Regions from separate parts of the Homo sapiens genome. Here region 1 is linked to region 2. The links are chromatin loops, found by intact Hi-C in ENCODE. Cell type or tissue: endothelial cell of umbilical vein. All regions are shown on one strand. Links, peaks and the distances in the headings refer to the core of each region. The heading gives the core; the rest is flanking DNA.

Evidence for each region. Peaks named below come from ENCODE experiments on the same cell type or tissue, not always from the same donor. Only the 100,000 strongest peaks of a DNase experiment are listed, where the experiment ranks them.
Region 1: a loop joins it to region 2, with 8 times the contacts of the local background. A loop is called at or near these places in 3 of 110 quality-filtered maps.

The regions. Positions count from the first base shown.
Region 1 is chr12:10,064,495-10,072,269 of GRCh38, reverse strand. It overlaps CLEC9A (C-type lectin domain containing 9A), which reads right to left. Exons shown (of 9, transcript NM_207345.4): 8 at 7,417-7,538; 9 at 6,239-6,770. The coding sequence ends at 6,638. CLEC1A (C-type lectin domain family 1 member A) reads left to right here. Exons shown (of 6, transcript NM_016511.4): 6 at 757-2,716. The coding sequence ends at 937. Among named protein-coding and RNA genes, the nearest start is that of CLEC1A, 31 kb to the left of the region's middle. In endothelial cell of umbilical vein, for the core only: no CTCF peak of the experiment used is centred there; DNase peaks (open chromatin) are centred at 2,969, 3,499, 4,159 and 4,839; H3K27ac peaks cover 4,136 bases.
Region 2 is chr12:10,014,969-10,022,743 of GRCh38, reverse strand. CLEC12B (C-type lectin domain family 12 member B) reads right to left here. Exons shown (of 6, transcript NM_001129998.3): 4 at 7,338-7,492; 5 at 7,017-7,132; 6 at 3,948-4,413. The coding sequence ends at 4,263. LOC102724020 (a long non-coding RNA gene) reads left to right here. Exons shown (of 4, transcript NR_169587.1): 3 at 6,596-6,671; 4 at 6,971-7,775. Among named protein-coding and RNA genes, the nearest start is that of CLEC12B, 8.2 kb to the right of the region's middle. In endothelial cell of umbilical vein, for the core only: no CTCF peak of the experiment used is centred there; DNase peaks (open chromatin) are centred at 4,183, 5,023 and 5,593; H3K27ac peaks cover 2,888 bases.

The DNA of each region.
Region 1 (7,775 bases), core at 1,784-6,783, 50 kb before region 2:
AGGAGGCTTCAGGGAGCTTTACTCATGGCAGAAGGCGAAGCAAGAGCTGGCATGTCCAATGGCAAGAGAGAACACAAAAGAGAAGGGGCTGGGGGGAGGTTCCAGGCCCTTTTAAGCCACCAGATCTTGCATCAACTAACTGAGTGAGAACTCACTCATCACCAAGAAGAGGGCACCAAGCCATTCATGAGGGATCCACCCCGATGACCCGAACACCTCCCACCAGGCCCCATCTCCAACACTGGGGATAACATTTCAACTAAGATTTGGAAAGAACACACATCCAAACCACATCAGTATCCTTTGAAAGAGGAAATTGTAATTTCTCTATCAAAATATATCACATTTAAAGCCATATTTGAACAGACACCATTCTTCCCTATATACAATATATCATTATTCTCCCAGGAGACAGGATATATTTGATGTAATCATTTGTATTTTACAGTTAAGTAAACTGAGTTACAGAGAAGGTAGAGAACTTTTTAAGTGGCAGAAACACTATATAAATTTGGAGGAGAACACGTAGCTTCGCTTTAGTTAGAAATGGTTTTTGCTGTTTGGGGTGACCTGCTGTTTCTAAGAATGAGTATGGAAACTTAGGGGCTGAAGAGAAAGAGGCACATGACCCCAGTTTCCCGGTAAACTTATTCTGGTATCTAGACTATAATTTTATAACTCTAGAAAGAATGGGTATTTAATATTTTATTTTAGAAATAAACCGTGATTGAATTTACTTTTTCTTCCTTTCTTAAGGTTCCATATTATAATAGATGTCACCAGCCCAAGAAGCAGAGACTGTGTGGCCATCCTTAATGGGATGATCTTCTCAAAGGACTGCAAAGAATTGAAGCGTTGTGTCTGTGAGAGAAGGGCAGGAATGGTGAAGCCAGAGAGCCTCCATGTCCCCCCTGAAACATTAGGCGAAGGTGACTGATTCGCCCTCTGCAACTACAAATAGCAGAGTGAGCCAGGCGGTGCCAAAGCAAGGGCTAGTTGAGACATTGGGAAATGGAACATAATCAGGAAAGACTATCTCTCTGACTAGTACAAAATGGGTTCTCGTGTTTCCTGTTCAGGATCACCAGCATTTCTGAGCTTGGGTTTATGCACGTATTTAACAGTCACAAGAAGTCTTATTTACATGCCACCAACCAACCTCAGAAACCCATAATGTCATCTGCCTTCTTGGCTTAGAGATAACTTTTAGCTCTCTTTCTTCTCAATGTCTAATATCACCTCCCTGTTTTCATGTCTTCCTTACACTTGGTGGAATAAGAAACTTTTTGAAGTAGAGGAAATACATTGAGGTAACATCCTTTTCTCTGACAGTCAAGTAGTCCATCAGAAATTGGCAGTCACTTCCCAGATTGTACCAGCAAATACACAAGGAATTCTTTTTGTTTGTTTCAGTTCATACTAGTCCCTTCCCAATCCATCAGTAAAGACCCCATCTGCCTTGTCCATGCCGTTTCCCAACAGGGATGTCACTTGATATGAGAATCTCAAATCTCAATGCCTTATAAGCATTCCTTCCTGTGTCCATTAAGACTCTGATAATTGTCTCCCCTCCATAGGAATTTCTCCCAGGAAAGAAATATATCCCCATCTCCGTTTCATATCAGAACTACCGTCCCCGATATTCCCTTCAGAGAGATTAAAGACCAGAAAAAAGTGAGCCTCTTCATCTGCACCTGTAATAGTTTCAGTTCCTATTTTCTTCCATTGACCCATATTTATACCTTTCAGGTACTGAAGATTTAATAATAATAAATGTAAATACTGTGAAGTGTGTGTGATTTTACAATGGACTTATGGTTGGTGGGAAAATTCAGCATGGAAATGCTTTTCAAAATATGATAGCGGTCATTATTTTGATTGTGCCTTACTGAAAGTTTTTGGGGAATTTACAAGAGTACTGATTACATGATTATCTGGAGAAAATAAGATGTCTTTGAAATACGTGTTGGCTTCAAGAAAACAGTTTTAACGTTTTCCTAAAATGAAATCTTTTGAGGTGAGCTTATGGCATCAACACATGGTTGATGAGGAAGCTGAGTTGCATTAGTGCACATGATTTCCAGTCAGGTCATGGGAAATGAACAGAGACAGTGACATCTTTGTAGCTGCTCCTTTGTGAGGCACTTCTTTCTTGAGACGACTCCATGCACAAATATAACAGGGATCATTGGGAATGACACCATCACAGCCACCAAGTTTATTGGTTTACTGATAAATCAATTTTGAGGGTTTTATGCTAGAAAAGATAACATTATAAATCTTTGTTTTTCAACAGTGGAAACTGAGGTGCTTCAGTTTTGTTTTTCATAAACATCTATCTCATGGTAAAATGACGTATAGTAGCAATCATATGATAGAAAGAACACATTGGTGCTCATTTTCATAAACTTCATTTTGTTAGATTGTCACTTAGCAAAGACTATTGCGGATTCTTCCTTGAGAACTTTCCTTTCAATTTTCTGTTGATTTCCTTAAAATTTTCTTCAGGGTCGAGCAAGTTCTGTTGATATATTGTGTCATGCAAAGAAAACTGTATTTGTGGTTAGAAAATGAAGATTTTAGACCTCTTATTCTGATTTACTTATTAGGCAAGTCACTTTACTTCATGAAACCTATTTCACTGCATATGAAGTAGAAATAATTATAATTTCCTCATAATGTTACTGTTAGCTGAAATAAAGTAAATGTGAAATCAGTTTCATAATGTGAACTGCAATAAAAAATGTAAGGGAAGTCAAGAAAATATTTTTAAAAGGATCTAGTGATTTATTTTTAAATATAGGGGCGCACATACACATGCATAAGCAATGTTAAAAAGAAAAAAACTTCAGCTCAATTAAATTTAAAAGAGTTTAATTGAGCAATGACTCATTCACAAATCAGGCAGCCTCCAGAGCCAGAGTAGACTCAGAGGCTCCAGTGCAGCCATGTGGTGGAAGAAGATTTATGGACAGAAAAAGGAAAACGTAGTAAAGAAAACGGAAGTGAGGTACAGAAAAAGCTGGATTGCTTACAGCTCGGAGTTTGCCTTATTTGAACACAATTCAAACAGTTGGCTACATTTGATTGGCCAAAGCACAGTGATTGGCACAAGTATAGACTAGGGTCTGTTTACCCCTCAACTTGTTATAGTTGACATTATGTACAGAGAATCCTTTAAGCTAAACTTAAAATACGTAAAAAGGCAGCGTTAGGCTAAACTTGATTTATTAATAACAACAAACTTCTTTGGAAATCTGTATTTATGAACAAATTGTAGAAGGGCACCTACTTTGGGGAGCTAAGGATTTTATTACCAAATATTTTTGATGATGAGTGCAGATTTTCGATGAAAGTAGTTCATATAATAGGTACATAACAAGAAATGAGAAGTAAGCCTGCAGTTAAGCAATTGTTATGTAAGCCTTGTTGCTACAGAAAGAAAATATGACTGATAGGAGGAAGTCAAATGATTTTGTGGACTAAGCTGTAAAACAGAGACATGCACTCATTTAAGTTTTGACTCCTAGCATCCTATGTGGCTGCAGTCTAGCTCAGGGATGGATGACAAGCCACTCTTTAAGTGCCATTGATGTGAAGGGTCTAGCTGCCTAGAGTGAGTTTTGAATGGTATGTCATTCCAAGTCTGGGACTAAGGGATAGTGTCACTTTAGATTGTGAGGAGGAAAAAATAGCATACATTTGACATACTTCAGCTCCTTCCCTGAGTTTATTCTTCATGTTTCCCCTTAATCCCTTTGTCTTTATAGCAAAACTCACAATATTGATCACAATGTGAACAAACATTTCAAAACAACAGAAAAAAGTGTATAGCATAGCATTCTCACTACACACTTTAGAAAAATGATATTAAGAATAGGACATAATGATAAAGTGAATTTTAAAATCTGATTTGCTAAGAACAATATCCAGTTGAGAATCAGAGAGGGGCACTGTATGAACTGGTTTTTCTGGATGAGGAGACTTTTTTCTTTCTAGGTTCTTGTTTATGTAATTCTGAAGAAATTGCAGGAACAGTCAAACGAGGAGCCCAGCCTTTCCTGGTAGAGCTGAGATCTCCGGTACACAATAAGCTCTTTCTTTTCCTGAGGATATTGAACCAGCTTTCAGGATTTATCAACAGGAAACAGGTCATGAGCCCTGTAACAGCAGGAAGTGTGAGAAGAGTAACGGGGAGCTTTTATTTTGAGGATACAAACACATTATGAACAAGGAGAAAAGTCTAGTAGGTTAGCAGGTTGTCTCTGGGCCAGCTTTAATATTTGGGAGTCAACTCCTCTGTAGAGAGATTCTTACAGTATTTGAAGATTACAAACAAATCAGGATCCTCTGATTTAAAGTCTGCGTGACTTTTGTACACGCTTCATTATATGAATAGATTTTTAGGCTCGAATAGTATCTACTATTATTCTACCAATATTATTATGTATACTTTTTATACATTTAATGTACTTTAACCAAACATGTAAAAAAACTCTTCACATTTGCAGGATAGTTTTATTTTTAGTTTTCTTTTCGTTTGTTTAAGACTAACTTAGAACTCAATGAAAGAGATCTAAGATGCCCAATTCATTGTTGGTGGGACTAGGATATAAGACTGGCATACTCAGTGTTGTATCTGAAAAGCCTTGGTATCCTGGACCAAAAGCAACCTGCAGAGAAGAATCACCCAACTATAGCATCTGTGTGGAAAGTAGCATCGCTGCTGAGGAGATTTGTAGGAGCTGAAGTCAGCTGCGCTGTAGATAAATTCTAATTTGAAAATACTGCATCATACACTACGGGATGACATCAGCTGAAGGATGTTTGCCTTTTGCTTTATTGTACTTCTTAAAGAATGATTATAAGTGCTTCGTATCCTTCCTCTAAACATAGTTCCATGACAATACTTTGAAGAATCTTTAAGGCAAACAGTCTTTGCTAGTAAATTCCACTATTGTTTCTCCTTTATTCCAGGTTATTACATTCAGCTGCCAGCTGTCAGCTGTAAAAATCAAACACAGGAGACAATATATGCTGTGTTTTCTCTGCTATTCTCCTTTTTCAGGTTCTGCAGAAAATTAGAGAAAAATCTCTTTTACTTAAACTCCCACATTTAAACTCTAGGTCAAGGGTAAATAAACAAAAACATGCTCTTCTCATCCTTACACAACCTTACCCATTGTAAAAGGACATTTAGGTAAGAGGATATTTAGTTTCATTTAAATGATTTCCAGTGACTCAGAGAATTAGGTTTTTTTTTTACTTTATATATTTAAGTGATGCCTTTATGCTTAGGAAGAAAAGATGATAATCTAATGAATCTCAGCTCCTCTTTATGAGAAATGAAGAATTAAATAAAATTATACTGAATTAAGCAAATATTTATTGAGAACCTACTATGTGGTACGGCGTTCTTGCAGGGACGTAAGTGGTAACAAGTAATATAATAATAATTAAAGAATCTGTTCTTTCTGTAGATCACAGGGTTCTTTGCTATTAATGGTCTCTAGGGAATAAGATAGTCCATGCTTCAGGGAGTCTACAGACTTAGGGCAGAGAATGTCTATAGATTTATTTGAGGAGAATCCATTAACTTTAAAGCAGATATTCTCTCCAGAGAGTTGCTGACATTTTACACATAAACTTTAACTTCTGAATATCCCTCCAAGAGGAGCAAAAAAAGGGATCATTTTTGCCTGGGATGCACAAATAAAGGTTGATGTGTATAGATGATTGGTGGTGTAGTCCAGAGAACAAAACCAAGCACTGATAGAGTGTTCAACTCTGTGCAAGACTATTCTCAGCACTGACATATATTTACAGTCTACTCCTCACACAATATTTTGGAGTAAGTTCTGCTGTTATTTTACAATGAGGCAATCGAGGCACTGAAAGACGTAATCAAAAGTGTTGGCGTGTTAACCCTGAGGGACCAGACCATGAGCCCTTTGGTTTGCGAATGCCAGGCATGGTCATTGAGAGGAAAGAGGGAATTCACAGAATTCTCTGGAGAACATTCTGATCCTGGCATCCTGACTATTCCTTCTGCTTATGTCAACTTCTAGTAGTTCATCTTTCTAGAAGAAATCAAATCTTAAAAAGTACATTGTCTTACAGGCTGCAGATAGAAGTCTGCCTTTCTTCCAGTTTGGAAATTCGTATCTCTGTTCTTCTATCAGTCTGATAACATAATGCCTGAAAGCCTAGAAAATGCATAGAAAGATCTCACAGACAGTGAGTTTTAAAGGCCAAATTTATTTATTTATTTTAAAAATATTAGTCAGCTGTAACTACATCACCTCCCCCAAAAACATAGATGCGTACCTTGTGTGAAAGTTACAGTCATTCCGGGCTTTAAACAATAAAAATTATTTCCTTGCGTTTGTTCTTAACTCTTCAGGGTTTTGTCTTCTGTAGCTCTAAATAAGTTTTACTCTTGCAATGTGAACAACATCAAATGAAATCTGGACGGTGTGGAAGAATATTCCCAAGTGTATTATTGAGTCCCAGGTTGCTAATTTCATGGCCCACATTTTGGTTTACTGTTCTGTTTTTTTGAGGGGGGGTGGGGGTGGGTTTTCCAATGGCATGCTCCAAATAACAGTGTAATAGAACACTTTGAACACAATTTCTTTCAGACAGAGGATCTCAACGCATACTTCTCACAGATAAAATACTTCCACGTGCTGCAGTTAGACGAAAGAAGGGAATTGCTTTTCACGTATCCACAGACTTGGTTAGCTGACTGGGATCTCTCTGCTGGCAACCTGGAAAAGCAAGTCAACATTTCTGAGGTTAGACTTGGGAGTTTCAGAAATGCTCCTGAGGGTAACTAATGAGAGGTGTGTAGCTGCTTGTTTTGTTTTGTGTTGACACAGCAACTTCCTGTGGTGGTTTCATCCTCCTTCTTCAGTAACTGCTTCTTTCTCTCAATAAAGAATGTTAATATAATTTGAACAAAAACAGCATGTAAAGAAAAAGAAAACATAGATACCCAAAGACAGTCCCTAAATTAGAATCTCTTTGCTGACTCTTAATTTTCAAAATATGAAGGCACCTGATTCTGCTTCTCCATCTCCCCACTGCCATCTGAAAAGCTTAATGTGGAAATAAATAGTTATTCTCTAAACATTAAGCGATACAAAAGAAACACACTTGATAATTATATTATTCATCAGACACTCAAATTGTGAGGTGAATTTTCTATAAGATAATAGAAGCAGGGCTGGGAAGGAGAGAGACTTAGAAGGCATGAAGCTACTCTTAATTTTGTTAGCTTTAATCCCAATTAGCCGCCTGTAACATTATCATGCTGCTTGTCCCTTGGAGAAAATTCATGGTACAAGGTGAAATAAACTTTTGAATTCCCTCATGTTTCTAACTTTTCTTGTAGCATTTCACTCAGAGACTTACAGGCCAGGAGAAGGAGAGGAGCCATCTTGCCAAAGCCAGCGTCCGCTGTGTCCATCCTGAGACAACCCCACCCAGTAATCATAGCTTCCTTTAATCTTCCTCAAGCTGCCAGTGATAAAATCCTATGAGACAAAAATTGAACTGTGAAATGAGAAAAACAAACAAACAAAACTCTAGTGAAATATAAAGTGTGACATTTTGCCTAGCTAGAAATTAATGGGAACTTGAAATCTGGAAAAGGAGAGAAGGGAGTATTATAAAAAAGTGCCGATACATTTTTTAGACTATTTTCGATTGCTGTATGGATCCATGTGGTGTTAAAAACTATGAAAAAAATAGGCAACTGGGATTTTAAAAGT
Region 2 (7,775 bases), core at 2,589-7,588:
TTCTGTTATAGCAGCGCAAAACAGACTGAGACATTGTCTAAAATATACAGCACTTACATTGAGAATAAAAACATAACCCATGGCTGTCTGATTTAAAAAATTTATTGTCTTAAGCACCAAGCTGTACTGCTTCCTAATAAGGGGTTGGGATACTTCCGCCTGCTTGAAAGCTGTGACATATTTTGAAAGAACTGAGAGGAGATGTGTTTTATTATATTTATATTATTATATACCCTCAAAAAGAGAGAGAGAAAGAGAAAGAGAGAGAGAAAGGAAGGAAAGAATGAAGGAAGAAAGGAGGAAGGGAGGGAGGGAGGCAGGGAAAGGAAGGAAGGAAGGAAAGAAAGAAGGAAGGAAGTTTAGGAAGTCAGACAGACAGGTGTATTACTTGTAGTTACTTGTTCAGTAAAACTAATATACCTGTGGAATAAAAAATTATATTTGCTTGAGGACCACATTGTTAATTTTGGCCACCTATTTATAATCTGACTCTTGATTTCAGTCCTCAGCTTCACAGTGGATTCTCATTCCAAAAGTGTATCATTTCCCCTTCTTCCCAATTTGACTCCATCATACCTACCCTGAGGAAAACAATGTTACTAATGTGTCTAAATCCTTCTCCAGGTGCATACAAATGTATACAAGTATGATTATATATGCTTGTATGCAGCCTCGAATATACCATCAATCCTAGTTTCAGGTAATCATCATTATTGTCCCTGTCTCAACCATGTGTAATCATCACCAATGGAGCTAGTTCACCCGTTTTCTTAATATATAATGGAGGGTTGGCTATTTTACTGAAAATAGGGGCCATTGGGCCAACCTCAGTACAAGGATTTTCAACCTTAGCTTCAGATTGGAATCATGTAGGAAATTTAAATTTTTTTAATAGCCCAGCTACACTTCTCATCAATGAAATCAGCATCTTAAGAGGTGGGACAATCTTAGGCATCAGTATTTCCTCAAAGCTCCCCAGTATAATTTCAGTGTGCAGCAAAATTGAGAACTATTTTCAGAGAGCTAAACAGATCAAACTTCATATCACTTGTCCATCCCAACCATGCCAATTAATACCCTCAGTAAGGGCTTGTTGGCTAAGATTACAACAGTGAAATAGTTGAGAACTGTCACTATATCTGTCCCAATTCTGATCTGTCCTGACCTAACGTGGTCTGCACAAACCAAACCAAATTTGCTAACGTTGCAGAAAGAGCCATCCAGTTTGAAGATGGTTCCAGCACCTTCGCCTCTGGGCCTATTTGCTCAGGGAGTTAGTATTGAGGTTATTTATCCAAACATTGCCACTCAGGCTGTGTTAATAAAAATCACCTGTGTAGTTTGAGAAACTTACAGATTCTCCATTTCTGTCTTCCAATCATTCTGATTTTATAGATCTGACGCGTGGCCCAAATATCTGTGCCTTTAAGGGACTATCCATGTAAATCTGATGTGAAGCCATGTTTGGAACCCATGTTAAATTCTCACATTGCTATAAAGAAATACTCAAGACTGGGTAATTTATAAAGAAAAAAGTTTAATTGGCTCACAGTTCTTCAGGCGGTACAGGAAGAATGATGCTGGAAACTGCTGGGCTTCTGGGGAGGCCTCAGGAAACTTACAGTCATGGTGGAAGATGAAGGAGGGGTGGGTACTTCACACGGCTGGAGCAGGAGCAGGAGAGAGGGTGTGGGGTGGGGTTGGTGGGGATGCTACACACTTTTAAACAACCGGATCTTGCGAGAACTCGCTATCATGAGAACAGCACCAAGAAGATGGTGCTAAGTCATTCATGAGAAATCTGCTCCCATAACCCAATCACCTCCCACCAGGCCCCACAACCAGCATTGGGGATTACATCTTGACATGTGATTTGGTAAGGACACAGATCCAAACCATATCAATGGTCTTTCCCCTAAAAATATACCATTTGTATATACCTGTATATATAAATAAAATATCTCAGGGATTTTGACTGGAGAGGGTGTAGGGGCAGTAGGAGAGGAAGAAAGAAAGAAAAAGAAAGAGATGAAAATTTCTGGAATCAAGTCCTGTCTCATAAGCTAAGTTATCAGAATCAAAGGATGAAGTATTCTGACACAAAGGGCTAGTGAATCTTGAGAACTCTGGATTTATGCATCTACTGTAGAGGTCGTCAGGGATAATATGATGATAGCAGGGCAGCAGGGAGGGAGCTCTTAGTAATAGGAGCTGATCAAGATCCAGAGCACTGTAAGGTCAGAAACAGAAATTTTCTTTTAATGAGTATAAAAGAGTTTACATGAAATGAGAATTAAAATATACAAGATACCAGAAAAAAAAACCTGTAACTTCTTAATAGGAACAAAATAACCAACTAAGGTATTTTAATTATTAAAAGTAGATTTTTTTAATTAGAAATAGAGGAATGAAAGAACTTATTTTTCTCATGGGAATAAAACGAAACCCAAATGTGTGAGAGTCAGAGGCACAGATTTTGACCTTTAAGAAATAATTTTATCTTTGTGAGAATGCCAGGGGCAAACTGCTAAAGAGAAATGGAAGAATCAAGTTTCTTCTTTAATCCATGTGTATATAACTTATGTTTGAATCCCGTATAAGAACTAAGAAACACTGTTTACTTGAACTATGATAATTGTCTGTATTTAAAAAGTTGTGCTTAAATATATTGTTTGTAATTTTTACTAAATTTTCACACTTGACATTTTTCCTTTGTTCTAGAGTTTCTGTTGGTGCCTATATAAAACATTGATTAGTTGATAATTTTAAATATTTAGAGAATAAGAAGCTACTAGATGGTATGTATGAAGTGGTAGTTTCAAAGGACTGTCAAAGTATTGAAATGCATCTAACTTTGAATTTAGATTATATCAATTTTCCAGTAAATTCTAGATTTCTGATCTAGCAAAATCAGTATCAAAGGCTAATTTATCATTATTTTCTTCCTATATATAGCTATGGAACTATGTGAAGATAAATGGAAAACTACATCCTTTACCAGTACTCTGAAATCAGCAATTTTGTTCCAGGAAAAATCTTGAACCCTAGATTTACAATATTTAGCATCTAGTGTGCAGGAACACTGACAAACTGTGATTCAGGAAAGGTCTAAATAATTAAAGATAATGGTTCTTCTATTTTGATGTCTTCAAACAGTTTATTAGGACTTTTCTGAGGGAAACAAAATATCAATTGTAAGAGAATATATTTTTATAATAATACCCAGATTACAAAATCAATAACATCAATATTACTAATTTAAATAAATGACAAACACATAAATATTGGCCAGGGGCAGTGGCTCACACCTGTAATCCCAGGATTTTGGGAGGCTGAGGCTGGCAGATAGCTTGAGCCTAGGTGTTTGAGACCAGCCTGGGCAACATGGTGAAACCTCGTCTCTACAAAAAAATACAAAAATTAGCTGAGCATGGTGTTGCATGCCTGTGGTCCCAGGTATTCGGGAGGCTGAGGTGGGAGGGATCGATTGAGCCCAGGAGATTGAGGCTGCAGTGAGCCAATCACATCACAATACTACAGCCTAGGCAACAGAGTGAGACAGTGTCTCAAAAAAAAGTAAATATTAAATTATTATGCCTAGATTATAAATTATCTAAATTTTAAAGATTAATAAGAACGCTTATTTTCATAGGGTTGTTGGAGAAGAAAAGCTATTTTGCAAGTGCAGGGCGACACTTAGCTGGTTCACAGTGGTACAAACATTTGCTAAAATAAAATATTTCCAAATCAGTTGATACAGTGCTGCAGCCCCAGCTACCAGGACCCTTAGCCTGGGATCCCCCAGACCTCCACATGACCCAGCAACTATCACAACAGGCATCTCTTGGACCTTGTTCTAGTGCTGTGGCCTGTGTTTTTAAATATTTAAATATCACCCTAGTTTTTAAATATTTAAATATCACCCTAGTGCACACGTGACAGTATAATAATAATGAAAGAAAGGAGTCTTTATTTGAGAAAGCAAAGAAATTCAGTGAAATGATTCTGAGACAATCATAGGGCCATAGTATGGCTATTCCCCTTTGTCCCCAGGTATAATTTTAAGACCGAATAATAACATCAAATCAGAAGACGTCAGACAAGGAACTGGAGAATGTTCTGTTAAACAAGTTCATTTGTCTGATAATGTAAATACACAGTCATTTTAAAAGCTGGTTTGGCTCTGGTACCGTAGTTTCCTCTTTCCTCATATGAGCTTACTCACAAGTCTCTTACTTCTTGGAGAATTTGGAAGAAGCATACTAATCCAAATCCTCAGTCTTCACTGGGGCAGCTGTCTTCTCGCAAATCCAAAAAATTTCAGCACTACAGCGAGAAATATAAATATTTCCTTTTTGAAAATAAGCACATCCTTTGGATCCATTGATCTGGTCAAGTTCTTTAGTACTAAATCTGAAAATTAATTTAAAATTAATTATAAATTCTGTATTTGAAACGTGATCACTATTTAGTGCCCTCAGTTGCTCTTACAGCCAATGTCATGTATCTGAATATGGAGAGACTTCTGCCTCCACAAAGCTTCAAAATCTGAAGCTGCCTAAAGCTGGCACAAAATCTGCCCAGAGCTGGCACATCTGGGTTCTTTATTTTAAGTTAATCATAATCCCAGGTAGAATTCTTTAAGAGAAATACTTAAATCCTGGACTGAGAATTTGTATTTCCTTCATAAATATGTAATTCCATTAATGAAATCTAATCAGTTCAGCTTATATTAGAAGTACTTGAAGTTCTTTGGGACCTTATGAAGAAAAACATAAAAATAAAATCACATTCTGTTGTAAAAAGTTATCACATTTTATTATGCACAAATATAATTTTTCACATAGTTATACATATGTGGTGGGTAAAAAGAGAACAAGACAGACGTTAAAAGAGGAAATGATTGACTATATAGATATGGTTCTGACAATAGTATTCATTTCCTCTGCTAAGAAATTGATGTTAATCCTGAAATAATGTCTTTAGAAAATTATACTTGTCAGATCTAAATTTTCTTTGTGCCCAACATTGTTTTTTTCTAAATGACCTGCATTACACTGCCATATTCTTTGCTTGCTTCAGGGCTAGGCTTACTAAATCTTAGCCTTGGCCTTTACTCAGTAGTCAAGGAAATGGCTATGCAATCTGGAAGCTCAGTCTCTCTAACCTGTGTTTGACATGCTGGCTTGTCTGACAGCTGCATGTCTCAGGGGCCAGGGTCTGTAGGTTCCAAACCCTGCTGTGGGGGCCACCTCCTCCACACTTTGATTAAGAGTGAGTAGAGAGGCCAAGAATGATTAAAATCCCTTTGGGAGAAGGGACACATCTTAGATTCCAACATGAAAACTGAATGTGTTTACATGATGTCATAGTACTACTCCTGGAAACCCTCAGTCTAGTAGCAACACCTCAGATTAATATTAATCAGTTCATACCCAATATTGCTCTTGTCACAAAAAAGTAACTGTCACTTTTTTTGTTTGTGTATTACTCTGCATGTGCTTTTTGTCATTATTATTAGTGTGAAACCAAACTAATTGACTTGATATGATTAATAATGGTGATTAGAGAATGGGGGATTAGTGTTTGAGTAGAAATAGCCATGACAAAACATTGGGAAATGGATGAAGATAAAGTGTATCCAGGGAGAAAATAATAGACCTACCATTGTTTGTGATTTAAGGAACTGCTGAGTCACAGCTGAAGCATGGCATCTTTGACAGAAGATGAGTGATTATTATTCAGTTTAAGAAAACGTTGACAACATGCTTTAAAGAGTGAAACAGGAGGGAGGGGGGTGGATAATGATTTGTTGGGGGAGGAAGGTAGATAAAAAGCCATTATGAATACAAATATTCTGTTAGATAGAAGAAGTAAGACCTAGTGTTTCATAGATTATTAGGGTGAATACAATTAACAATAATCTACTGTACATTTCACAATAATGAGAAAATAATAATTTGAATGCTCCTAGCATAAAGAAAAGATAAATATTTAAAGTGATCGATATCCCAATTCCACTTATTTGATCTTTACACACTATCTGAATGTATCAAATTATCACATATACCCCAAAACATATACATCTCTTATGTATCAATAAAAAGTTTAAAAATCCATTAAGATGCCAAAGATCTTAAATTTTATCTAATAGAAAAATACTATTATATTTAAAATATTAATACAGTTGTTTCATTTAAATGTAGTTATGATGAGAGGTGTTCCTCAAAATTTTTTGTTTTATAGTCTGTGAAAGAATTTAGCAAACCTAATATCCCCTTACACATTTTTGTTGACGTCTATTTTTTCATAACTTTAAATAGTTAAAAAAATTGAAATTTTCCAAGTGTTATATATTCTATTTGTCCTTTAAATAGTTTCATCCAAACCCTGAAGTGGAAGGTTTAGTTCATTTTAATTCATAAAAGACACTTGCCGTATATTGTAATTGGCAAGTCCTCAACATGACACTAATTGTTGAACTAATCAGTCAATTCAGTCTTACTTTTTGTTAGAAAATGGTTGACAGTTATTTAGTATAAATAAATGTGTTGATATGTGTTCTTATGACCAGCAGCACCCTTTTGGATTGTAGGTGCTGGAGAGTCAGAATAGCTGAGTGACTGAGTGCACAATCCCTAAAGTGCAATTTATGAGCTGAGTGACCTCAGGCAAGTTACTTAATCTCTCTATTATAATATTTCTACCTATAAAATGGGAATATAACTGCTTTCTTCAAGGGTTAGTATTTATAAAATACTTTGAATGTAGTATTAGGTGTGTGTGTGTGTTAAATAAACACATTTCTACCAAAAGATAAAATTCAGTGCCTTGCTATAAATTTGTCACAGAGATGAAATGAACTATACCTCCTTTCAATATTTGTTACTGGAGCTCTTTTCTCAGTATGTTGTACTCCTCTTTTTATGTCTGTATTTATAATTCTCACAATCATTATTAATTTTCCCAGGATTCCATGGAAAGCTTGTGTTTACCCTCAATAGTTAGAGACGTACAAGGATGGAGAGGGAACAGAGCCATCTTCCCAGAACCAACTTCTGCCAGAGGAGTCCCATGATAATCCCAGCCAAAAGAACGAAAACATGAGTAATGGCTGTGACATAAGAAAATCCTAAGAGAGAAAACAGAGAAAAAGTTTTACGTGAGCGCCACATTCCAGTTTGCAGAGTTAAGATAGATGAGGACATTCATTAAATTCATGTATTAATTCTAATTCAAGATGCACTGAATTTCCATCATGTGAATCAGATGTTTTATTTATTTCTCTCTCATTGTATGGATAATGTCTATAACTAGAGAATGAGACTCAATCCTACCTTTTCTTCCAAACTGTCTATCTTCACTAGGGTGGAGTTCTTGTCTATGCAGTCCTTTCTACTGTTAGCCCAGGTTTTCTCCTCATTTGTTGTAAAATAGTAGCAACTATTTTGGTACCATTGCCACATCTTAGGACATGGATTACATCTGTGGTCTGAAAAGGAAATTATACCCAATAATATAAACTGAAGACTCTAGAGTGACTGGAGAAGGCTTTGAAACAAAATCATGTAATTGAACAATAGGGACTGAGAGCCTGCACCCTGAAAGCATACTGCTTTAGAAGCCTCTGAAAAAAAAGTGACCCCTGGTTATGGGTTGGGGCAACAGGGATTCTCTTTTCATGGCTTAGTCTTCTGACCTCAGAATTACCAGCTATGCCTTTAAGCTTTCAGAGCAACATGATCACCTAGAAATAGTTAATAAAATGAGGGGTT